2 separate regions of the Homo sapiens genome follow, and region 2 is linked to region 1. A link is an interaction called in ENCODE POLR2A ChIA-PET data of the cell type or tissue named here. Cell type or tissue: GM12878. All regions are shown on one strand. Each heading gives the region's core, and the rest is flanking DNA. Links, peaks and the distances in the headings are about the cores only. Region 1 has its middle 6.3 kb from the start of LINC02245. Region 2 overlaps LINC02576 (long intergenic non-protein coding RNA 2576).

Region 1 (12,350 bases), core at 4,927-9,926:
CCTGGACCCGGGGAGGTGAGGGTCTGGCCAGGGTCACAGCTAAGGACATGTGTCCTGGCTCAGAGAGCAGAGCAGTGCTCGCCCACTAGCCAGCTCAGGTGGGCTCTAGAATTTAGTCTGGTGGAGAAGTGCCCAGCCCACACAGGTGACAGCTCTTACTACACTCCAGGTGCTGTCGGCTTATCAGATGTTATTTAATTCTCGCAGCAGCCTATGGGGTAGTTGAGTAGTGTGGCTGGAATGTCAGGGGTGTGTAGGGACGCCTTAGGAATGAACCTGCAGAGGTCAGTTAGGACTAGGCTGGGGAGGAACAGAATGCCATGCCAAGGATCCCTCCTCTGGGTGAGGGGGAGTGATCAGGGGCTTTTGGTAGGGAAGTAATGTGACCTGGCTTATTTTTTTGAGAATGGATTGGAGGGGCAAGAGCAGAGCAGAGCAGAGCAGAGGCTGAGAGAGGAGGTGATGGGGCATGAGGGATGGCGGCTGGGACTAATGCTGGGGCCTTGGGCGAGGACAGGAAGACAGCTTTCTGGTCTGGAGAGGGAAGCAGCATGGGGATCACTAGAGAGGAGAGCCAGAGAGGAGGCAGAGGCCCCAAAGGAGGAAGAAACCATGAACAAGAGTCTTGCTTAGGCTCTGTCCCCAACCAGCTTTGGAACCTTGGGCAAGTCACGTCATCCCTCCGGGACTCAGTTTTCACTGCTGTAAAATGATGGGGCTGAATGCATCCTCTCCCATGGTAAGAACGATGGGCCTTTTGCACATTTCTTTTGCTCCAGGGGTGGGGAAAGCCTGAACCATGGCATAATGCCTGGCACTGCCAGGAGCACCAGAGGAACTGCCAAAGTGGCAGGGAGTGGCCGGCACATGGGGCCAGTTGGCATTGAAGCAAGCAGCATGGCAACGCTAAGGCAAAGAGCAGGCCAAGGCTGCCGGGGCTTGCCAGTGTGGGCAGGATGCTGGAGTAACTGTGGCAGGGCTCCAGCAGACACGAGCAAGGCCAGTCTGGGAACCGCATCCCCCCTTTACATAATCATCCTTACGGCAACATGTTTTCTCATTTCAGTTAAGCAGTGCCAGGCCTCTGATCAAATGGCTTTTGTAATCCTTGTTGTCAAGTTTAAGCTTGAGCAAACAGTAAGGCAGCCTGAGAGTCACCTCAGCCTTCTGACTCAGCGTCCCTGTGTGCAGCGGATGGGATGGGATCTTCTAAATGTCCCTTCTGACACTAAAATGCTAGGAGCCTTCTGTTAGAATTCCACCCTCTAAATCATACCATGCTGGGGGCACCTCACGCCTCTGAGTGTGATCAAAGCTCACTGCAGCCTCAAACTCCTGGGCCCAAGTGATCCTCCTCTCTCAGCCTCCTGAGCGGCTGGGACCACAGGCGTGTACCACCACGCCCAGCTAATTAATTTTTCTTTTCTTTTTTTTTTTTTTTTTGTAAAGACAGAGTCTCACTATCTTGCCCAGGCTGGTCTTGAATTCCTGGCCTCTAGCAAGCCTCCCACCTCAGACTCCCAAAGTGCTGGGATTATAGGTGTGAGCCACCACACCCAGCCTTTATACATCTTGAAATACACTTTTCAGCTGTAGAGCCATGATACGTGATTTAAATTCTCTGTGCCTGTTTCCTTGGGCCTGGCAGAGAAAGTGTGAATAGCCTATTGTGGCCGTATACCTGGGGATGATAATGCTACCTACTTTGCTGTTAGGAATACTAAGTGAGAAAGTATGAGTGAAACCTTCAGCACAGAGCCAGGCACACCGTAAGTGCTCCATGAACGGACAGCTATTATTGTAATTACGCATTCAGCCATCAGAACTTACTGCATGTCGAGAGCTGTGCAAGGCTCAGGGGATAGGGTACTAACCAGTTAGGCTGACGAGCAAGTGTCCTGTCCTCACCGGGTGGCTGTCTGAAGGAGAGGCAGACCAGTCAACCAGTTTCCCTTAACTAGTACATATGCCCTCTGCTAGGGAAGCAAGAGTGGCTGCAGGAGCCCACAGGAGGGGCACCCACCCCAGAGCCATGGGCGGCAGGCCACTGCAGCTGCCCTCTGCTGTCTGGATGCCTTCCCCTGGCCTGGAAAGAGCTTCCCCCAGATGGCTCCATGACCCACTCATTCATGTTATTCAGGACTCTGCTCAGGCATCACCTCCACAAGGAGCCTTCTCCAATCTTTCTGTCTAAAACAATCCCTACCCACCCTGCCGCCTTTATCATTCCATTCCATGCCCTCATGCTGCTTTATTCTCTTTACAGTACTGATCTTTTCTACCAGCGGATTGTGGATCTGTTTTGAAAAATATGTTTATTGACCATTTACCCACCACAAAGTAAGCTTGGTGAACGCAGGGGCTTTACCTATTTTGTATTCCTTATTGCATCCCCAGTGCACTCCCAGAACAATGCCTGGGCCACGGTGAGCCATCAATGCCTGTCTTGGGTGAACAAAGTGACCACTAAGCTAGATCCTGTAGGATGCATAGAGATTGACCAGGGAAAGGGTCAGGGAGAGAAGAGAGAATCTTCCAGGCAGAGGGAGCAGCATGTACAAAACCAGGGGAGGAGAGCAGAACATGATGGGAGGTAGTTCTGTATGACAGGCATGTTCATTAACAGAGCAGGAGGAGCAGGCAGCGAAAGGAAGAGCTTTCTGCTGGAGCTTCTGAATCATGATGTGGGTCTGACCCCATGGAAGGAGCCAGGGCAGGAAGGATGATTGGAGAGGAAAGTCTCAGACTGCAGCATGGTTCTAAGAAGGTTTTGGCCAGGCAGATGGGGAGTCCCTGAGCCAAAGCTGGCCCTCAGAGGAATTCCCCATCAGGCAGAAGCTAGTGCCGTGTTATGCTCAGCCTTTGGCTGGAATTAGCTCAGGGGACGTGTGGCTTTGGAGGGATGCAGTGAGGGATCCTGAAGGGCGGGAACTGTGGCTGTCACTTGACTGCTCCCTGCAGCCGGAGACCTCGATGGTGCAATTCCATGGCTGCCCAACAAGCAGAGAGGGCAAGGAAGGAAGTGGTGAGAATTGAGTCTGGAGAGCTAAACATGGACCAGATCACCAAGGGTACTTCAGGCCCTGTTAAAGAGTTGGATTTTATCATGAAGGCAATGAGATGCCAGGATATGGTTTTGTTCAGGGGAAACAGAATGATTGGATTTGCATGTCAGAAGGATCACTTTGGCTATTATGTAGAACATGGAAAAGAAAACCTTTTGAAAAGTCTAGACTAGTAATCCAGGCTCCCTTTATTATTATTGTTATTATTATTATTATTTGTTTTCATTCTCACTGTGAAAGCAGTTTGAGAAATAGACACAGATGGCCTCCTCGTGGAAGTCAAACCTCACCTTTATTCCTGAATAAGCAGTTAGCAAATGTGCCTTTGTTGTGAGGGCCAAATGGGTTTCCAGTCACTCCCTGCCCAATGGTTCCCTCCAGTCTAGGCCTTGGGCAGCCACCCAGGCATCCATCTGGGTCTTCTCTGGAGAATCACTGCCTTCCTCTGGCCAGGATGAGGAGGGGAAGAAGAGGCTGAGTCCCCGGCACTTATCATGGTCTTTCCATTGCTGAGCTCCACCTAATGGAGGAACATGGACACCTCTCACCCCAGGTGAGTTGGCCGTGTTAGCTCTAGAAGCACAGGGATGGGAAATCTGCGTTCTCCACCTTTGCAGGTGAGAGATAATGGTGGCCCAGTCAGGTTGGTGGCATTGGAGGGAGGAGGACAGAAAGAAGAATTGACAAGACTTAGTAACTGACTGGATGGTGTGGGTGATGGTTCTGTGTGCTCAAAGAAAAGTCAAGAATGAGGCTCAGGTGTCTGCCTCGCACGACAATGGTGGGCCATGCAATTCTATTTCCAGTCCACTTCCAGCCCTTAAGGTACCTTTGTGAGAGTTAGAAACAGGGCCTGCTGAGCAGGAGTAGCTATTGCCAAGGTGACATCCTATGAGTGGCATAGGCTGGATTCTGTCTCCCACACTCCTCCTGGCTAGAGGCCTCTGTGCAGGCTACAACCTGTATGGCCACACATTGTGGACCTGACACCACTGACTGAAATAGGGAGTGAGGAGCCAGTTGGTGAGCTGAATTTTAAGCATATTAGGTTTGAGGTGTCTGAAGACAATATGACATTGTGAGTCTGTTTCTTATTATTATTGAGGTGAAATTTGCATAACATAAAATTAAATATTTTATGTTATGTTATGTTATGTTATGTTTGTTATGTTATTTGACAGAGTCTTACTCTGTCACCCAGGCTGGAGTGCAGCCCCCACTTGATCCCTGCTCACTGCAACCTCTGCCTCCCAGGTTTAAGCGATTCTTCTGCCTCAGCCTCCTGAGTAGCTGGGATTACAGGCGCCTGCCACCACACTCGGGTAATTTTTGTATGTATAGTAAAGATGGAGTTTTGCCATGTTGGCCAGGCTGGTCTCAGACTCCTGACCTCAAGTGATCAGCCCGCCTCGGCCTCCCAAAGTGCTGGGATTGCAGGTGCCAGCTACCGCGCCCAGTCAAAATTAGCCATTTTAAAGCGTACAGTGGCATTGAGTACATTCACAGTGTTGTGCAGCCATCGCTTCTCTCTGGTTCCAAAACATTTCATCATCTGCAAAAAAGATTCCATACACAATAAGCAGTCACTCCCCATCCCCCTCCCCTCAGCCCCAGGCAACCACTAATCTGCTGTCTTTATGGATTTACCTGTACTGAATATTTCATATAAATGGAATCCTGGCTGGGTGTGGTGGGTCACACCTGTAGTCCCAGCACGCAGGGAGGTTGAGGCGGGAGGATCACTTAACCTCAGTTCAAGCGAGACCTCATCTCTACTAAAATTCAAAAAAATAAATATTGAAAATAAAAAATAAATGGAATCCTACAGTGTGTGACCTTTTGTGCTTGGTGTCTCTAACTTAGCATTTGTTTGTTTATTTCTTTTTAAGACTGGGGAAAAGATGGGAAGAAGCCAGTAGAGAAGGGAGATGTTGAAAACACAGGAGGGAAAGAGGAGGTGAGCAATAGGATGCATCCCTGAGAATGTGCTGGAGGGGGTGGTATGGGACTGCCTCTACACCTGCGAGGGCTGCCTCTCACGGAGGAAGCAGGAGCGATGAGGCAGATGCCGACAAGATCCTCCTGATAGGTTTGGTGGCAGCTGAGGGGATTTCCACCTAATGGTTTCTGTTTTTTCTGCGAAATAAGAGCTTGACCATCTACTGAGGGGAGAGTAGTGGTATTGTAGGTTTGAAGAAAATGATGATAATTGGAAATAGCTGCTGTGGAGAAAGGGCACAATCTTGCCGGGGAAATAGAGGAGGTTTTCTAGGCAATGTTGAGAGCGGAGTGAGGCTGGGGTCAGTGAATTCACAGTAACATAAATCTGTGGTGTGATCTGGTTTTATCTGCGGATCTCAGCAGCCTGGACGTGAGTGAGGTGTACGTGTCACATTTGGAGCCATGGCAACCATCCTGTGACCTGGAGGACAGAAGTCTAAAGGTAAAGTGAAAACACTGAGGATGGCGGAGCAGAGGATGGTGGGCGTCCCTCAGGCTGTTCTGTGCACAGTAGTGAGGATGACTCTGTTTGGAAGTCAGAACTCATTGCTCCTCTCCTCAAAACCCACTGATGACTCCCTCCCTCTCCACGAATAAAATTCCACATCCATAAAGCCCCATGTGATCTGACTCCCCACTGCCTCTTTGATCTCATCCTTTTACTCTCCCCCTCCCTCCCTCCAAGCCAACCTCTGGCTTCCTTGTTGATCCTTGAATGTTTCCAGCACGCTCCAGCCTCATGGCCTCTGCGCTAGCTGTTCTGCTTCACCTGGGATGCTCTCAGCCTGGAGTGATCTCAGCCCACACCTGGCCTGTTCACCCACTTGCTTCAGCTCCCTGTGTAAATGTCACCACCTTGGAGAGGCATCCTCTGACCACTCTCTTTCTAATGCACCCCTTTCTTAATCGTTCTATTCCCTTTTCCTGCCTTATTGTTTTTCAGAGTGCATATTAGCACTTTACACTTTAAGGACTTGTTTATTCTCACACACAAACTCTTACACTTCCTCATACGCACATGCACTCACACACAAACTCTCACACTCATATGCACTCACGCTCCCTGATACATGCACACACACTCTCTCACTCACATGCTGACCCGCAATCACTCTCACACATGCACAAATGTGAACTTCCAGAGAGCAGCACCCTGGTCCATTCCCCAACACCTAGAGCAGCACCTGGCATCTAATAGGTATTCAACAAATCTTTATTGAATTAATTAATGAATTAAAATAAAAAGCTAGGGGCTGGGTGTGGTGGCTCACGCCGGTAATCCCAGCACTTTCGGAGGCCAAGGCAAGCACATCACCTGAGGTCAGGAGTCCAAGACCAGCCTGACCAACATGGTGAAACCTTGTCTCTACTAAAAATACAAAATTAGCTGGGCATAGTGGTGCATGCCTGTAATCCTAGCTACTCGAGAGGCTGAGGCAGGAGAATTGCTTGAATCCAGGAGGTGGAGTTTGCATGAGCCAAGATTGCGCCATTGCACTACAGCCTGGGCAACAAGAGCGAAACTCCGTCTCAAAAAAATACAAAAATAAAAATAAAAAGCCAGCGTGCTTCATGTTATTGAGTCACTGAACTGACCCTGGAGCCACCCAGGCGCAGACTTTTTGTCATGGGAGAGTTGTCAACTGCCAGGTCCTGGGAGAAAGCAGCTAAGGCTGAAGCAGGGGGGCAGGGCGTGGGCACCCGGGATGGCACCCCTGGCACTCTGGTCAGAGCCCGCCCACTTCACCCATGGCCTGGCCCAGCTGGCCTGCCCCAGCCCTGCAGAGAAACTGAAACCAGAAATCTAGCTCTGAACCCTGGCCCCTCGCGTGTACGACAGCCCATGTGCTTGGTTCCTGCAAGAGAAAAATCCCACACTTCTCCAACCAGGACAAACCTGGTGTTTTCAGAACTTCCTGTCCCCAGGTTCACTGGTAGAGAATGGATTCAGTTGTAAATAGCAGGAATCTGAAAATAGCAGCTTCAGCAAATTAGGGGTTTAAGTTTCCCAACCGCACAAGCCTAGACTAGAGGTGTGTGGGTCAGGGCAGGTGCAGCAGCTCTGTGCTCTCAGTGGCCCTGAGTCCCTGTCTGTCTCTCTTCTGTCCTGAGCATGTGGTCCTGATTCCCACTTTCCCAAGCAAAGCCAGGGTTCTGATAATGAGGAAGAGAGGTGACCACGGCCAGAGTGTAAGCCAGTGGTTTTTCTTTTTTTCTTTATTTGCCATGGAGCCTAGCTCTGTCACCTGGGCTGGGGTGCAGTGGCATGATCTCAGCTCACTGCAACCTCCGCCTCCTGTGTTCAAGCGATTCTCCTGCCTCAGCCCATGAGTAGCTGGGATTACGGCCATCATGCTCAGCTATTTGGTATTTTTAGTAGAGATGGGGTTTCACCATTTTGGCCAGGCTGGTCTCAAACTCCTGACCTCAAGTGATCTGCCCACCTCAGGCCAGTGGTTTTCAAACTTTGCGTGCACTGGAGTTGCCTGGAGGGCTTGTTCAAACTGAGATTTTGCTCCTCCTCTCAGTTTCCTCCCTCACCGGTTTCCCAGTGATGCCAGTGACCAGGGACCATTCTTTGAGAACTACTGGCAACTGGTGTTGTCTGCTACCCCAGGTGATGTCACCTGGAATGTAAGAGAAATATGCAGAGTGGGAAAGCTGGCCACTGACTTACTGGCTTATCCTTAGAGTGGTCACCATTGACTTACAGGGACAACCTCAGTGTAGCTAAGTCTCATCTTATTTGGCTGTGTCCTCCTTCAGGCCCCTCACTTCCAGCACTCCTCGCACCTTCCTCTGTTGTCCATACAAGAAACTGGCTTCAGGACTTTCTGGCCAAGTGTGTGTGTTTGCACAGAATGCTGAATCCAACTCCCAGGTGCCCAGAGAAGTCAGGACTGGGCTGCTCCTTGCAGACTTTTTGTGAGAGGCTCCAAGCTGCCCTTCCTGGCTAGCAGGCTCTTCTGGAGAAAGGATGTTTACCTTTCACAGGTGAGGGCAGAACTCATTGCCACCTTTTGTTGTAAGTTTCTAAAGACACATGCTGCATGAATGTCTTAATGTCCTGCCCTAAGAAAAGTTTTCCATGCGGACAGGTACCCACCTGTGCTTTTGTGGAAGAGGATATATATTTTTTAATTGAGATATAATTCACATACCATAAAACCATCTTTTAAAAATGTACGAATCAGAGGGGTTTTTAAAAGTATATCCATGGAGTTCTGTAACTATCACCATGAATTCCAGAACATTTTCATTACCCCATAAAGAAACCCCACACCCTTTAGCCATTACTCCCTAATTCCTGATCCCACAGCACTAGCCCCCAGCAAACAACCTTCTGTCTCTGTGGACCTGCCTATTCTGGACGTTTCATATAAATGGAGTCATGCAACATGGGAACATTTGTTTCCGGCTTCTTTCACTTAGCATAATGTTTTCAAGATTCATCCGTATTCTAGCTTGTGTTATTCTTTTTATGGCCAAATAATATTCCATTGCATGGATGTATCACATTTTGTTTAACCATTCATCAGTTGATGGACATTTGAGTTGTTTTTTTTTCTGTTTGGCTATTACGGATAATTCTTCCATGAACTTTCATATGTGAGTTTTTGTGTGGAAACGTTTTCATTTCTCTTGGGTACATACTTAGGAGTGGAAGTGCTGGGCTATACTATATGGTATGTTAATCTGTTTTGCATTGCTATAAAGAAATACCTGAGGCTGGGTAATTTATAAAGAAAAGAGGTTTATTTGGCCCACAGTTCTGCAGTCTATACAAGCATAGCACTGGCATCTGCTCAGCTTCTGGTGAGGCCTCAGGAAGCTTTTACTCATGGCAGAAGGTGGAGGGGGAGCAGGTATGTCACATGGTGAGACAGTGAGCAGGAGAGACGAGGAGGTGCCAGGCTGTTTTTTAGCAAACAGATCTTGCCTTAACTAATAGAGTGAGAACTTGCCCATTACCATGGGGAGGGTACCAAGCAATTCATGAGGGATCCGCCCCCATGACCCAAACGCCTCCCACCAGGCCCCACCTCCAACACCAGGATCAAATTTCAACATGAGATTTGCAAGGAACAAACATCCAAACTATATCATATGATAACTCTAAGCTTAACTGCTGAAGGAACTGCCAGACTGTTTGTCAAAACTTCTTCATGATTTTACATTCTCCCAGCAGCGTATGAGGGTTCAACTTTCTCCATATCCTCGCCAACACCTGTTATTGTCTGTCTTTTTCATTGTGGCCATCCTAGTAGATATGAAGTGGTATCTCATTGTGGTTTTGATTGATGATGTTATTTTACAAGAATATGTCTGAATGGTACTCATGAGAGCTGTCTCCAAATATCTGAGGGCTTATTAGTTCTAAGGGGGGACTTATAAGTTGCTATGGTTGTGGGCCCAAAGTTGGAAGACTCTGCTCATCAAAAGGAGGCACCAATCACACAGCAAGTCAGCACCTCATGTGTGTTCAGCACTGTTGAAGTTAAACCATTAGGCTCGTACTTTGCGTCAGGCTTCTTGCTAAGTCCCAGGGATCTAATAAATCCCAAGCTCCTGGCAATCCTAGGATGGCTGCCTTGTTATCCCCATTTTAGGAATAAGGAAACCGAGGCTCCTCTAGGTTAAATCACTTGGCCAAGGTCACACTGAATAGGTCTGGGTTTGGACCCAGTTCTGCTAGACTCTAAACCCAGTGCACTTAGCCATTACACTCTACTATTGTGAAGGATATGGAAGCATAACATGTGAGGCTTGGTTTCAAACAGTTCAGTTGTAGGCACAAACCTAAAATGCATGAAATAGTGATGAATTAGAGGAAAACAGTGGATTATTAATTACTGAGGTATGGGGTGGTACCATTCTTGGAGGGAGCAGGAGTTTGTGTCAGTTAGCATTGACTAGATTATGTATCAGTAACAGATAATCCCAATATTATAGTGGCTTAAAGGAACAAAGATTTATTTCTCATGCTGCATGTCCGTTAGGAGTCCACAAGGAGGCTGTGCTTGTCAGAGTCACTCAGAGTGATGTCAAGATATCACTCAGAGTCACTCAAGCTGATGGAGCTTCCCTGCCTCCATTGTTGCTGGTTGCTTTGCCAGAATGAGCAAGATGAATGAATCTTGCACTAGCTCCTGTCTGGCAGTGACACACCTCAGTTCCATTCACCTTCGCTCACCAATGCAAATGATGTGGCCACACCCAACTTCAAGGGGGGAGGAAGTATAATCTTTCCATGTTCCAGGTGGAGTACTAAAAACACTTGGTGGACTACACCAACAACCGCCACCGAGTTTGTAGACAGAATCATGTAGGACTTGTGGGTATTGAGCACCAGTTCAAGCCAAGGGCAAAATGAAGTCTCCATTTTTACACAGAAGAATCTAGGCCTGCAAATAAACAGGTCAGTGAACTATCCACTAGGAAACTCACTGGAATACAAGAACATTTATTCATTACTCTAGAAACACCAAGAGATGGTGCCCCATGCATGGACAAGCAGGGACCACCTTGGTTCCACCTTCCTGCGGAACAGTCGTCTATCAGCTTGCATGGTATTCTTTCCTTAATGTGACATCTTCATATGAAAAAGCCCTTGTTTTCAGCAGCAACCCAGTTAGGTCTCTTTGGTTATTTTTGCATTGTGTACCTCCCATCACACGTTAGGGTTGGACAAAGATCCAGGAAGCCAGGCTTGGAAGAGAGGCTGTCTGAGTCTTGACCTACCTGCTGCTGCCTGGAGAGGCAGGGCTCCCCTACAACATCCAGCCTGCTCTCCTGGTTGACCAGCACTCCCTGGGAAAGGTTAGTGGCATACACACAGCCCTGGGCAGCAAAGTAGAGACTGAATTGAAACAGATACTAACTAAAATAAGACCTGCCCATTATTGTATCGATCTGTGCTTTTCAGCTTTTTAAAAACAATTTCTTCTTCAGATCGACATACAAGTCTCAAAGGTCATCCCTGACCCAAGGTTCTGATACATGAAGAAGCATCTCTCTTGTCTGTGTGTCCCCACTTGCCATGAGTATTTTTTTTTTTTTTGAGATGGAGTCTTGCTCTGTCACCAGGCTGGAGTGCAGTGGTGCGATCTCGGCTCACTGCAATCTCTGCCTCTCAGGTTCAAGCGATTCCCCTGCCTCAGCCTCTCGAGTAGCTGGGACTATAGGCGTGTGCCACCACACCCAGCTAATTTTTGTATTTTTAGTAGAGTCAGGGTTTCACCATGTTGGCCAGGATGATCTCACTCTCTTGACCTCGTGATCCACCCATCTTGGCCTCCCAAAGGGCTGGGATTATAGGCATGAGCCACTGCAACCAGCCAAGAGTATTTTATTGAATTTTACTTTCTATACTTTTGTCAGAAAATAAAAATTTCCAAATATAAAATTGTTATTATTTATAATTATTAATTATATTAAAATTGAATCTTCCTTTTAAAAACACTCATGTTCCTGTGAACCAGCAAGTACATCACTCCCTTGGGCTAGAGCCCCCAGTTGAGACTCGATGAACTCCAGCAGAGACTCTGACGAAGGAGTGACACAGTGTGTTGGGTCAGAGAGAAATGTGAAGCCCAGCAAACATATGTTCAAATCCAGATGCCACCATTCGGTGAACATGCACCCCGAGCAACTTTCCAGGGCTTACTTTCTTTGTCTATAAAATGGGAACAACAGGTACAGTACCATCTAGTCCATGGGGGTCACCAGAAGAAACTAGAAGATGTAACACACAAGGAACATTTAGAAGCAAGCATGTAACAAACACTCAGCAAATGGCGACTACATTATAACTTGTCCAGCCAAATAGATATGACCAGTGGTAACACGGAACTGAGAATTTTCACAATGTACTATTTTTACATCTTAATTTCTTTGGGCTTCTCTGCTTCCTCTTTTTAAAAAAGCTTACCACCCACTTGTTATTCTGGAGGGGGATGAACATAGATAAAAAGAGAGTTTAAGAACTCTTCATGGAAAGATAGCCAAACCACTAAAATACTATTTCAACAGAGGAGGTCACAGAATGGTGGAATGGTAGATCTGTAGGACTAAAGGAGACCTCAGATTTGTCACTCTTATCTGACTCATGAAACTGAGACCCAGAGAGGTGAAAGGGTGTGCTCGGTCCGGTAGCTGTGTTGCAGACTATGTGAATGGCACCTCTTGGTGTCATGCAATGCATAACAACCACCTGTGCAGCCTCATGGCCCTGCACAACCTCCTGACCACAGCGATGGAATAAAGTGGTCCAGTCAGGGGCAT
Region 2 (12,350 bases), core at 2,634-7,633, 110 kb before region 1:
TCAAGAAGGAACATTGAAAATAAATTTAAAACAGCCAAGAGAACCCAAAACAAATTTGGAAAAGAAGGAAAAATATTAGAAAAAAAGTGAGAGATATAGAAGATAGACAGAAGTTAACATATGCATCATTGAAGTCTCCAAAGAAAAGAAACATAACAATGAAAGAAAGCTATAACTGAAGATAGTTTTCTGGATATAAAATAAAACATGAATTTTTGGGACCAAAGGTACCTTGAGAAACACTGAGTCAGTATCATTAGCCTCAGTGAAATGCAAATCAAAACCACAATTATAGCCACTAGGATGGCTATAATAAAAAAGGTAACGTGTTGATGAAGATGTGGAGAAACTGGAACTCTCATACATGGCTGGTAAGAATGTCAAATGGAGGCTGGGCACAGTGGCTCACACCTGTAATTCCAACTCTTTGGGAGGCTAACATGGTAGGATCGCTAGGGCCCAGCAGGTCAAGGTTGCAGTGAGCTGTGATCGTGCCACTGCACTCCAGCTTGAGCAACAGGGTGAGACCTTGTCTCAAAAGAAAGGAAAAAGAAAAAGTATGTCAAATAATACAGCCCCTTTGGAAAGCAGTCTGGAAGTTTCTCAAAAGATTAAGCATAAAGTTACCATATGACCCAGCAGTTCCACTCCTATATATGTATGCAAGGTAAATTAAAACGTATGTTCATACAAAAACTTGTACATGATTGGTTATTGCAGCATTATTCACAAGAGCCAAAAAGTGGAAACAACCCAAATACCCATCAACTGATGAATGGGTAAGTAAAATACAGTATATCCATAATATGGAATGTTAAAATGGCAGTAAAATCAATGCTACAGAATGTAGACGGACATTTTTATACAATGTGGGTGAACCATGAAAACATGCCAAGTGAAAGAAGCCAGTCACAGAAGACCACATAGATGATTCCATTCGTATGACACATCCAGAATAGGCAAATCTATGGAGACGGTGGATTAGCAGTTACCTAGGGCTGCAAGAGTTGAGGGGAATAGGAAGTGACCACTAATGGGTAACAGTTTCTTTTAGGGGTAATGAACTAAATTTGATTGTTCTAAAATTGACTGTGATGATGCTTGCACAACTCTGAATAAACTAAAACCATAGAACTGTGTACTGTAAATGGGTGAACTGTATGGTAGGGAAATTAGATCTCAATAAAGCTGTTTTTTTTAAAAAAAAGATATAGAAGTCAACTTGAAGGACTTTTTTTTTTTTTTCTTTTTTTTTTTTTGAAACAGAGTCTTGCTCTTTCTCCCAGGCTGGAGTGCAGTGGCATGATCTCAGCTGACTGCAACCTCTGCCTCCCAGGTTCAAGTGATTCTCCTGCCTCAGCCTGCTGAGTTATAGGTACTTGCCACCACACCCGGCTAATTTTTTTTTTTTTTTTCCAGTAGAGACAGGGTTTCACCATGTTGGCCAGGCTGGTCTCAAACTCTTGACCTCTGGTGATCCATCTGCCTCAGCCTCCCAAAATGCTGGGATTATAGGCATGAGCTACCACACCTGGCCTTGAAGGACTTTTTCATTGGCCAAATTTGGGACAATCTGCAAATAAAAAATAATGTTAATTACGATTTAATTACATTTTAAGTATAATTGTATTTAAGTATATTTGAGATAATTATATACTTAAATGTATAATTAACTTCAACATAATTAGGTATATAGTTAAGTATATATGCTTAATATATGATTATATTTAAAATATGTTTATATATTAAATATATTAACAAGTATATTAATATATAGTACTATATAATAAATATGTTTAACATAATATATAAATATATAATAAATGTATTAAATGTTAATGTAAAATAAATATTTGTAATCTATAATTATAATTGATTATAATATAATAATTTTTTGAAAATCATGGTCCATAGTCAATCTCAAACAAAACATAAGAAAACAAAGAGAGAAAAAGAAAAGCTCATCTTTACAGAGTGATAACTGTAAGAGGAATGTTAGATTAGACAATTACCCTTTTGGAAACTCAAATGTAATAATTAACCAATTAACCAAGATAAGGATTACTAATGAATGCTAAAACTATTGGGAAAAAAGTTTCTGGGAACAAGGTATTCACACAGACTCCCAAGTATTGCCCCACTGATTATTTACTAATTACAAAAGGGAAATTATGCATTTATAATGGAAAGATCAAACAATTACCACCATAACCAAGTGATCAAACATCACCAATAATGGGACTACCAGACATGTGCCTCCTAAGTAGAATTCTTTCCAAAAATATTTAACCTAACTTCCTGCTTACAGGAAATACAGTAGATACTGGTATAAGATGAACACCATTAGGAAGTAATCATCTCCAGAATATGGGATATTATGTAGCTGCACCAGACCAGTTTGGTTCAACTTTTATGTAACAAAAGTTATGAGTTGTTTTTCAGTTGCTAATGGAGCTTCAGGTCATGTAACCTGAGCAGGCCCAGGTGAACCAAGTGTGTAGCCACAGGGGGGAACCTAAGTGCTCAGAGGAGCAGGGACTGAATTAGGAAGTTGACACTGCATGGCTGGATCTACGATGCAATCAGATTGAGCTCTGGCATCACTCATTAGCAGGATCCAGTGAGATCATGCCTCTTGGCATTACCTCATTGCAAGATCCAGTCAGATCATGCCTCATTACCCTATGCTTATAAAACCTGACACAGCCTGGAGCTCAGGGAGGCATTGCTTTGGGAGCTATCTATACCCAGTGTTCTTTTTACTAGTTGTAAGTAATAAAATCCTCTTGTTAAATCCTCCTTGGTTGTGGCCATTGGTTGTTACTTACCAAGTGACCTAGCCCACCTGTTGTGTGGGCAACAGTTGTACAAAACAATTGGCCTGAACTCTTCAAAAATGTCAACAGTATGGAAAAAAATACCCAGTAATAAATGGTATTGGAAGGAATGGTTCTAGATTAAAAGAGACTAAATAGATAATAACCAAAAACAATACAGGAAACTTGAGTGGATAGTGGAGCAGGAAAAAAAAGAGCTATAAAAGGTATTTGGGGGATAACTGGAGAGAGTTGAATTTGGGCTGATATTAGATGATATTATAGCACAATTGTTAAATTTGAGGGGCGGTGATGGCATTGTGGTTATGTGGAAAAATATTTTTATTCTTAGGAGATACATGCTGCAGTAATTAGAGGTGAAATGTTATAATATCTTTGTATTAGTCTGTTTTCACACTGCTGATAAAGACATACCTGAGACTGGGTAATTTACAAAAGAAAGAAGTTTAATGGACTTACAGTTCCACGTGGCTGGGGAGGCCTCACAATCATGGTGGAAGGTGAAAGGCACGTCTCACATGGCAGCAGACAAGAGGAGAGAACTTGTGCAGGGAAACTCCCCTCTTTAAAACCGTCAGATCTTGTGAGACGTATTCACTACCACAAGAACAGCATGGGAAAAACCTGCCCCCATGATTCAATTACCTCCCACAGGTTCTTCCCACAACTTGTGGGAATTCAAGATGAGATTTCGGTGGGGACACAGCCAAACCATATCAATCTTTAACTTAATTTTGGTTGTTTAACAAACAAAACTGTATATCTGTATTTGTAGCTATCTATCTAAGGGGGAGCACGTGCAAATGTGATAAAATGTTAGTAATTGATGAATCTGTAGTTGGCAGACTCTAAGTTGGCACTCAGTGAATTCTGACCTTCCCTCCTGGAATTCACACCTTGTGTAATCCTTTTCCCTTGAGTAAGGGCTGGGTTTAGAGACTGGCTTCTAGCAAACAGCATGTGGGAGGTTCCTTCCATAATTGAATTCTCTCTCCTTCAATTGCTCAGATGGAGATGGGCTGCCATGTTGTGAGCTGCCCCATGGGGAAGAGGCTCACATGTGAGGAACTGAGGGAGGCCTCCAGAAAACAGCCAGTGAAGAACTGAGACCCTCAGTCCAATAGCCTATGAGGAACTGAATCCTGCTGACAACCATATGAATGAGCTTGGAAGCAGATCCTTCCCCAGTGAAGCCTTCATGTGAGACTGCAGCCCACTTGACACTTTGATTTGTAGCTTGTGACAGACCCCAAGCCAGAAGAGTCAGGTAAGCAGTGCCTGCACTCCTGACCCATGGCAACTGGCATGATAAATGTTTTTTCCCATGAAGCTATGTTTTAGAGTAATTTGTTTTGCAGCAATAGATAACTAATTCACTAGGTAAAGGTTATATCCATTGTAATCTTTCAACTTTTCTGTAGATTTGCAGTTTTATGTGCTGACAGGTGAACACACTGCTGTTGGCACCATGGCCACTGCATACTACGTGCTGTCATGCTAACATTTGATGCTGCAGCAGTAAGTTATTTCTCAATTGATTCTGAGTCTCTGGTTCACTAGCAGGATCATGTGCCCAAGCTCCAGCTTCCAAGGTGTGAGGCCAGAAAGTACCTGACCCTCTCAGCTTCCACAGTGGGAATTGTGGCCCTGTCTCTCAAATAGGGAGGTATTCAGACACTGAGTAGATGAAAAAAAAAAAAGAAAAGAAAAAAAAAGGTGGGGGGGGGCGGTTGGTAAGAAAAGAAAAAGGAAAAGAGGGGGGAGAAAGTGAAAAGAAGAGAAACATCTGCTATACTTTGTTCTACTCCTCTACTCCCAACTGCCCAGAAAGCTCCCCTGCTTAGGAGAGAATCAGATCAGCAGAGTTCCTGATGACCTAGTTTACTTGCCTGGAGACTCATTAGGGTAGCTCAACTACTGACTCTTCCTGTCTCCGTTTTTACCCTCCTGCCAATAACAACCCCCTCTGTCTGTGTCTCTTTAAAGCCCCAAGAGAGATGATCTGATGGTTTGGCTGGTCACTGTTTAATAGAGGGTGTTCTTGTTGGTCTGGATTTTCACTCTAGGCTACGTCAGAAGGTCTGGATTGGCCAATAGCTTGGATGCCCTTGGGGCCAAGCTCCGTCCAATCTGTTTATTTGCCTGCGGGGTGGTAACAAACAGAGAAACTTCCACAAAGGAGCCCCTAAGACCCCTAAGTCATGGACTTGTACAGGCATTTTGAGGCTTTTATAAGGGGGCAGTGTTAGAAACGCTTGTTCCCTGGTGCTGCAAAGAAGTAGCTCTCGAGTTGGAGAGAAGTAAAAGCTCGAACCGGCCTGGGAAGGACCTTACCTAGTGATCCTAACTACTGAAACTGCAGTCTGGACAGCAGAAAAAGGATTGACCCATCACACCCGAGTCAGGAAAGTGCCACCCCCTCCAGAGTCATGGGCCACGGTCCCAGGGGAAAACCCTACCAAACTAAAGCTAAGAAAAATTTAACTCTCTTTCATCCATTTGATTATGACTTCTTTCCTCGCTCTATTGCTGACCACCTAGTTATTAATGTAACCAAGTCAATTTTGCCTCAAACTATTACATTTGATGCTTGCCTTGTTATACCCTATGGAGACTTGCCAAGTCAGAGGCAACTCTCCACTTCAGGAAAGTATCTTTATCCTTCCTAGCGCTCTGCAGACTAAAAATCTGTTAACTGGGATAAATTAGTTTGAGAAGAGTTTGACGAAGATTCCAGTATAAACTGGAAATCTTGTCCTCCTAGAGCAGAGCTTCTCTGCCAAAGTTGGTCCAATGCTCTATAAAATATTAAAGAGCAAGGATCGGCTGCCCCAACTAGTACTTGCAGTTTCTTAAAACCATATATTCATTTTACTAAAGGAGTTACCCCTCCCCATTGTCAGCTAGACCAATGTAACTGAGGACAGATGACCATCCCTGCTCCCCAGAGTTCTTCTATGGCATAGGAGCAGAAGTCTCAGGATCCTTTGAAATGCACTTCATTGCCTTGTCACCTCCTGCACCCCCTTCTCCCTCTCCTAACTTCTCTGCTAACCAAACCTCTTGTTATCTACCCAATGATGAAACCAAAGTAGTTGTAGAGGTTAAAGATTTAAAACAAACTGTAGCAACTGAAACAGAGTATCAGGACGCAAATGCTTGGCTGGAATGGATTAAATATTCTGTTCGCACGCTTAACAAAAGCGACTGTTAACTCTTATGCGACAGGCAGGCCAGAGACCCAGCTTGTCCGCTTTCCAGTTGGGTGGTCCTCTCATGGACTGGGCATGAGCTGTATGGTAGCTCTCTTCCACAACCCCACAGCCTGGGGCGATGAGTCATGCAAGACTCTTTCTCTGCGGTTCACTGAGGTTAAGAGCCCTGTGGGTCAGCCCCCGAGGGCCATGCTGCCACCAGCCCCTGATGTTAACTTCACCTCGTGCCTTTCTCTGCGGGGGGTGGGGGGGGAGTTAGCATTCCTTGAAGACTTAACAGGGTGCAGTGAAACCAAGCCTTTTCAAGAGCTTACCAATCAGTCTGCCCTTGTTCATCTCCAAGCAGATGTGTGGTGGTATTGCAAGGAACTATTGCTGGGTACTCTGCTCTGCCAAGTAATTAGAGCAGCACTTGTGCCCTAGTCCAACTGGCCATCCCTTTTACCCTAGCATTCCGTCAACACGAAGAAAAAAAAAAAGAGAAAAGCGTAAAAAAAAGAAGTGCCTCACATGGGTCCTTTGACTCCCATGTTTATATAAATGCTATTAGACCTCCACGAGGAGTACCAGATGAATTTAAAGCCCGAGATCAAATAGCTGCAGAATTTAAGTCAATATTTTGATGGGTGACAATTAATAAGAACATAGATTAGGTAAATTACATTTATTACAACCAACAGCGGTTTATTAACTACATTAGAGATGCTGTTAAAGGAATAGGTGAGCGATTAGGGGCTACTAGCCAGATGGCTTGGGAAAATAGAAGAGCCTTAGACACGGTATTAGCAGAAAGAGGAGTTTGCGTCATGATTAAAACTCAAGGTTGTACCTTCATCCCAAACACCACCGCCCCTGATGGACGTATAACAAAGGCATTGCAAGGTCTAACCGCTCTGTCTAGTGAGTTAGCCAAAAACCCAGGGGTAAATGATCCCTTTACAAGGTGGCTAGAAAAATGGTTTGGTAAATGGAAAGGAATCATAGCCTCGATTCTTACTTCTCTCGCAGCCGTAGTAGGTGTACTCATTCTTGTTGGGTGTTGTGTCATACCATGCATCTGTGGGCTGGTGTACAAACTCATACAGGCAGCACTTACTAAAACCTCCCTTAATTCTCCTCCACCTTATTCAGAGAAGCTTTTTCTTTTAGAGAATCAAACAGAACAGCTAAGCCAAGACATGTTAAGGAAGTTTGAAGAGAAAGAACTATAAAAATTCAAGAAGGGGGATTGTTAAATATAGTAGACCCCAAGTTTCTCTTCAAAGAATCAGTATGTCAGTATGTTCAGTTCTCTTATTCTTTGATTCTCCATTTTAAAGTTTAACTTCCTGGTTCTCTTCACCCCTTTGCTTCTAGTTTCAGTAAACAACTTTCTCGCGAGTCCTAATCAGTAGTTCACATCTGTTCCCCTGGTCACCTGCTCCATCCTGACTCATCCTGGTCACCTGCTGTGACCTAAGTCACCTTTAGTTACCTGTTCCTAACCGTCCTTCCTGCCACACTACTCACCCTGCCACTCTGGCTCATACCTTTGCTCTCTTTAAAATAGCCAGTTGGAATTAGCTTAGACTGTGCGGTCCAACCCTAGCCAATAGGGAAACAACACAGCAGTAGGGGCTACCTGCCTCAGGAATAAGAACTCCTTGCCCTTCCCTGTCCAGGTGTGCTGTTGCCATTACTCCATTCGCGAGTTACACTCTTCTATAGAAGTAAAAATTGCCTTGCTGAGAAAATTAAATTTATGTTTGAGTGCTGTTTCTTCGTGGCACTGGGGAACAAGCATTTCTAACAGCAGTGTAGAGGAAAGAACTTGGCTGGGACCTTACCCTCCTGCCTCACTGATGGAATGAGACATCTGCAGAGGAAGCTGATTTGGGGTAAAGACAATGAGTTGATTTGGGGCATGAAAGTGAAAGTAAGATTCCCAGATGGTGCTGCCTTTTGTCTTTTTTTAATTTTTATTTTTTGAGACGGAGTCTTGCTCTGTCACCGAGGCTGGAGAGCAGTGGCATGTTCTCGGTTCACTGCAATCTCCACCTACAGGGTTTAAGTGATTCTCCTGCCTCAGCCTCCCGAGTAGCTGAGACTACAGGTGAGCACCACTACACCCAGCTAATTTTTTGTATTTTTAGTAGAGGCTGGGTTTCACCGTGTTAGCCAGGATGGTCTCAATCTCCTGACCTCGTGATCTGCCAGCCTCGGCCTCCCAAAGTGCTGGGATTACAGGCATGAGCACCGCGCCCGGCCCTGCCTTTTCTCTTGTTGGAGACATGGAGCTCAAGTTAGGAAGTCAGGGATGGAGATGAAGATGGGATGGTCGATCATATAGATGTAATGCTTAAAGCTACAGACAGGGAAGAGATTTCCATAGGCATGGAAGTGTAAAGCTGGAAAAGCCAAGGGCAGTTGCTGTAACACTATTCCTTCAGCCGTTTTCACCAGAACTTTGGAAACTTGCATCTGGAATGAGTAGGTGAAGTGAATTAGATTTTCCAACTGTATGGTGCAGGCTGCATCAACATCTATGTGCAACCCACAGACTTCATGTCCAACATTCACATCTTATGACATTGTCTCATTGTTAAGCATCTTGAGGTAGGATAACTTTTTGAGCTACAAATGTGGAATTTCCTCTTGTATTTCCCCACTTTTCCTCCTCAGGCAGGCTTCGTTTTACTTTCCTCAGGAGCTGGCAGGCTGAAGGCAGAAATTGCCTGCAAAACACTTCTTTTCCTGGCTTTGTTTTCAAAAGCCTAAGTCCCCTGATGTGTCTGAGTGTACAGTGTACTGGAGGGAGAGGAGACAGGAAGCAGCTCTGACGGAAACCCTAGCAGGCAGTGGTGGATTTCCCCCAGGGTAAAAGATTGCTCCAAGCCAGGGGAGGGGTCCAGGGTCCTGCAATAGCTGGGACCTGTGCTCTGCCCTCTGACAACACCCCAGGGGAGTGGTCAGATCTCAGAGAGGAACAGTTACAGGGCTCCCAGCCTCACCAAATATCCATATGTCCCAAGGGTGGCGTGAAAGCTAGTGGGCTGTTAGAACTGAGGGAACCAGATAAATTGGGCCCTGGTGGCCTTGACAGTGACCAGTAATGATCTATAACTGCAGGGTCTTCCTAGGACCTTGAAGGATGGCCTGAAGTAGAAAATCCTGTTGGGTTTGGAGTAGAAATTAAGTTGGTTTAAATTTATTATTATTATTATTTGTTTTTCTTTTTTCCTTTTTTTTGAGGCAGAGTCTCGGTCTGTTGCCCAGGCTGGAGTGCAGTGGTGCGATCTCTGCTCACTGCAGCCTCTGCCGCCTGGGTTCAAGCAATTCTCCTGCATCAGCCTTCTGAGTAGCTGGGATTACAGGTGCGCGCCACCACGCCTGGCTAATTTTTGTGTTTTTAGTAGAGACGGGGTTTCACCATGTTGGCCAGGCTGGTCTCAAACTCCTGACCTTGTGATCCATCCGCCTCGGCCTCCCAAAGTGCTGGGATTACAGGCATGAGCCACCACTCCCGGCCTTATTATTTGTTTTGTTTAGAGAGGGGGTCTTGCTCTGTCCCAGGCTGGAGTGCAGTGGCATGATGATAGCTCACTGCAGCTTCAAACTCCTGGGCTCAAGCGATCCTTCTGCCTTAGCTTAGGACTACAGGTGTATGCCACCATGCCTGGCTATTATAATTTAATTTAATTTAATTTTTTTTTTTTTTTAGACATGGGGTCTTACTATGTTGCCCAGGTTGATCTTAGACTTCTGGCCTCAAGCAGTCCTCCCTCCTTGGCCTCCCACAGGCCTGGGATTACAGATGGGAGCTACCATTCCCAGCCTCGTAATGGAAATTTAAAAATTTTATAAGGAATAGCTATACTACATCAATAATACTGCCTGACCATCTTTGTACATATAACTTTTTTATATACAGGAATTTTTTTTTTAAAGATAGATTCACAGAAGTAGAACTACTGATTGAAAGGGTATAGACATTTTTAAGCATCTTGATACATGTGGCTTAAATGCCACATGTATGGCCTAAACTGATTGAGTCTTTTCAGGTTTGGATTTTAAAACTAGAACCCTCTCTTCAGTGGAGTGGGATGGGGGAAACACTGGAAACCTCATGGGAAGCAGTTGCAATATTTCATATGAAATGCGAGGAAGGGCCAGACTGAGATTATGGCCATGGGGAGAGAGAAAGGGATAAAATCCCCTATCATTCAGGAGGTGCTATCAATAACCCATCTCTGCATATGGGTGAAGAAGTGAAGGGGAGGCAACAATCAAGATCCCCTTACTAATTTCCAGTTGAAAATCGAGTAGATGAAAATCCTATCAACTAAGAGGCAATGTGGCTTGGTGGTAAATGCCTGTGTTTTGGATCTAACTGACCAAGTTCAAATTCCAACTGTCCCAACTAATTAGCTGCATGGCCTTGGGCAGGTTGTTAAAACTCTCTGAGCGCATATGCCTAGATTTCCTTATTTGTGAAATGAGGATAGTAGCGTTTATGCCTACCAAAGAACTGTAAGGATTAAATGTGAATTTTTTTTTTTTTTTGAGACAGAGTCTCGCTCTGTCGCCCAGGCTGCAGTGCAGTAGCATGATCTCGGCTCACTGCAGCCTCCACCTCCCGGATTCAAGCAATTCCCCTGCCTCAGCCTCCCAAATAGCTGGCACTACAGGAAAGCACTACCACGCCCAGATGATTTCTGAATTTTTAGTAGAGACGGGGTTTCACCATGTTGGCCATGCTGGTCTTGAACTCCTGGCCTCAAGCGATCCTCCCCCCTTGGCCTCCCACAGTGCCCGGCCATAAGTGTGAAAATGTCTTTAACCGCCTGGCCCATTGGGACTTTGAAGAAATTAATGAAAACAGATAATACTAATAGAAGAGGATGTACAGAGGGTTAAAGAATATATTTGGTTTGAGATCCATTTGTTTAAGATGCATGAAATCTCACGAAATGGACTTTATCTTGGTATGCTTTTATTTTTTTAATTTTAACTTTGAAATAATTTTTCCTTTATACTTCTTTCTGTACACTGCTGCTTTCATTTTTTTTTAAGAGACCTAAAGGTATGATAGGGACAAGGAAAGAGAGGGTGGTGATCCTGTTGCCCTTGTGGGTAAGGACTGCGGAGGCAGTGGTGCAGTTCTCAAGCATGACCACAAGGTGGAGTCCGTAGTAAGTGGAAATGGTTTACCCTGCGTGGGAGGAGACTGGGCAGGATCCTGGAGCAGATTCGGTGGCAGCCGCAGAGCCCTCGGTCCAGTTCTGCAGGCGAGTCCCATCTAGCCTCTTCTGCCTTTTGGTGACTGACTTTTCACGATGTAAAGTTAATCACAGTTACACATAACAGCCACCACACACTCCCAGGACCCCAAAGAAACCATGAAGAAAATAATCACAAGCATAACAGTTCACCTTTTGGTGGTTCTCCATTGCCAGTTGCATGAGCTCCCAACTCCTTGACTTTCAGTTCTGGGACTTCCAGTCTATGAGACCCCACTTACCTTTCTGGAATCTTCTCCTAATACTTTTCTACCTGGCCCATAGGCTCCAGTCAACTGCCTACTCACGGATCCCCAAAAATGCCCCTCATTTTCACCTTGCCTTTTGCTTGTTCTGTTCCCTGTTTCTGGAAAGTGATTTCTCCATTTCTGCTTATTGAAACCTCAGTAATACTCGAAGAACTCGTTACATCTGTGAGGGCTCTTTATGTTTCAAGTAACACCCGGACAATAAAGGGAATCTAATGGCTCCTATACTGAGAAATATCGAGGTATCTAGTTAGCTTCAGGTGACGTCTGTTCAGCAGCTTGGACAGCACCACAGGTGACTTGGTTTTACTCCATTTTTGTCTTCTGCCTTTTGCTGTGTCGGCTTGCGTTCAGAACCCCTAGTGGCTCTTTCAGTCCTCCCCTAGCAGGTAGGTGTGCTCCGTATCTTCCTTCTGCTTCTTAACGTCTCTATTCTTCTCCTCCCTGCTCAGTGCCCTTGGAGGATGACCTGGCTTAGATTTGCGGGCTTCCTTGCCTTCTGTCTTCCACTTGGGTTTGGCCAGTGAGGAGCACCAGCATGGGCTCCACGGATGGCTGGGCTATTAATTAAATCTCTGTCTTCCATGGTGCACAGCACAGGCTGCCTTCATCCCTCATCTATGAGGTGACAGTCTCCATATCTCTATCTCTGCATTCCAGCAACCACCCTCTGTAGGCCTAGGGTGGTAATGGCCCCAAGATATTTCATTATTCCTTAAGTTTTCCCTACACATGCTCACACTTTTGCAAACTGTCCATGTTTTTTTTTTT

The links. Peaks named below come from ENCODE experiments on the same cell type or tissue, not always from the same donor. Only the 100,000 strongest peaks of a DNase experiment are listed, where the experiment ranks them.
Region 2: POLR2A ChIA-PET joins it to region 1 with 11 read pairs; 7 of 35 experiments call an interaction of 5 or more read pairs at or near these places.

Annotation. Positions count from the first base shown.
Region 1 is chr2:64,932,570-64,944,919 of GRCh38, reverse strand. No RefSeq gene overlaps it. Among named protein-coding and RNA genes, the nearest start is that of LINC02245, 6.3 kb to the right of the region's middle. RefSeq lists enhancers at 6,224-6,779, 11,659-11,808, 11,849-11,918, 11,959-12,098. In GM12878, for the core only: a CTCF peak has its summit at 5,087; DNase peaks (open chromatin) are centred at 5,139, 6,095 and 6,969; H3K4me3 peaks cover 4,405 bases; H3K27ac peaks cover 3,752 bases.
Region 2 is chr2:65,039,708-65,052,057 of GRCh38, reverse strand. The region is part of intron 2 of LINC02576 (long intergenic non-protein coding RNA 2576); the gene reads right to left. Among named protein-coding and RNA genes, the nearest start is that of CEP68, 11 kb to the left of the region's middle. RefSeq lists a silencer at 1,417-1,589 and an enhancer at 11,357-11,446. In GM12878, for the core only: no CTCF peak of the experiment used is centred there; no DNase peak of the experiment used is centred there.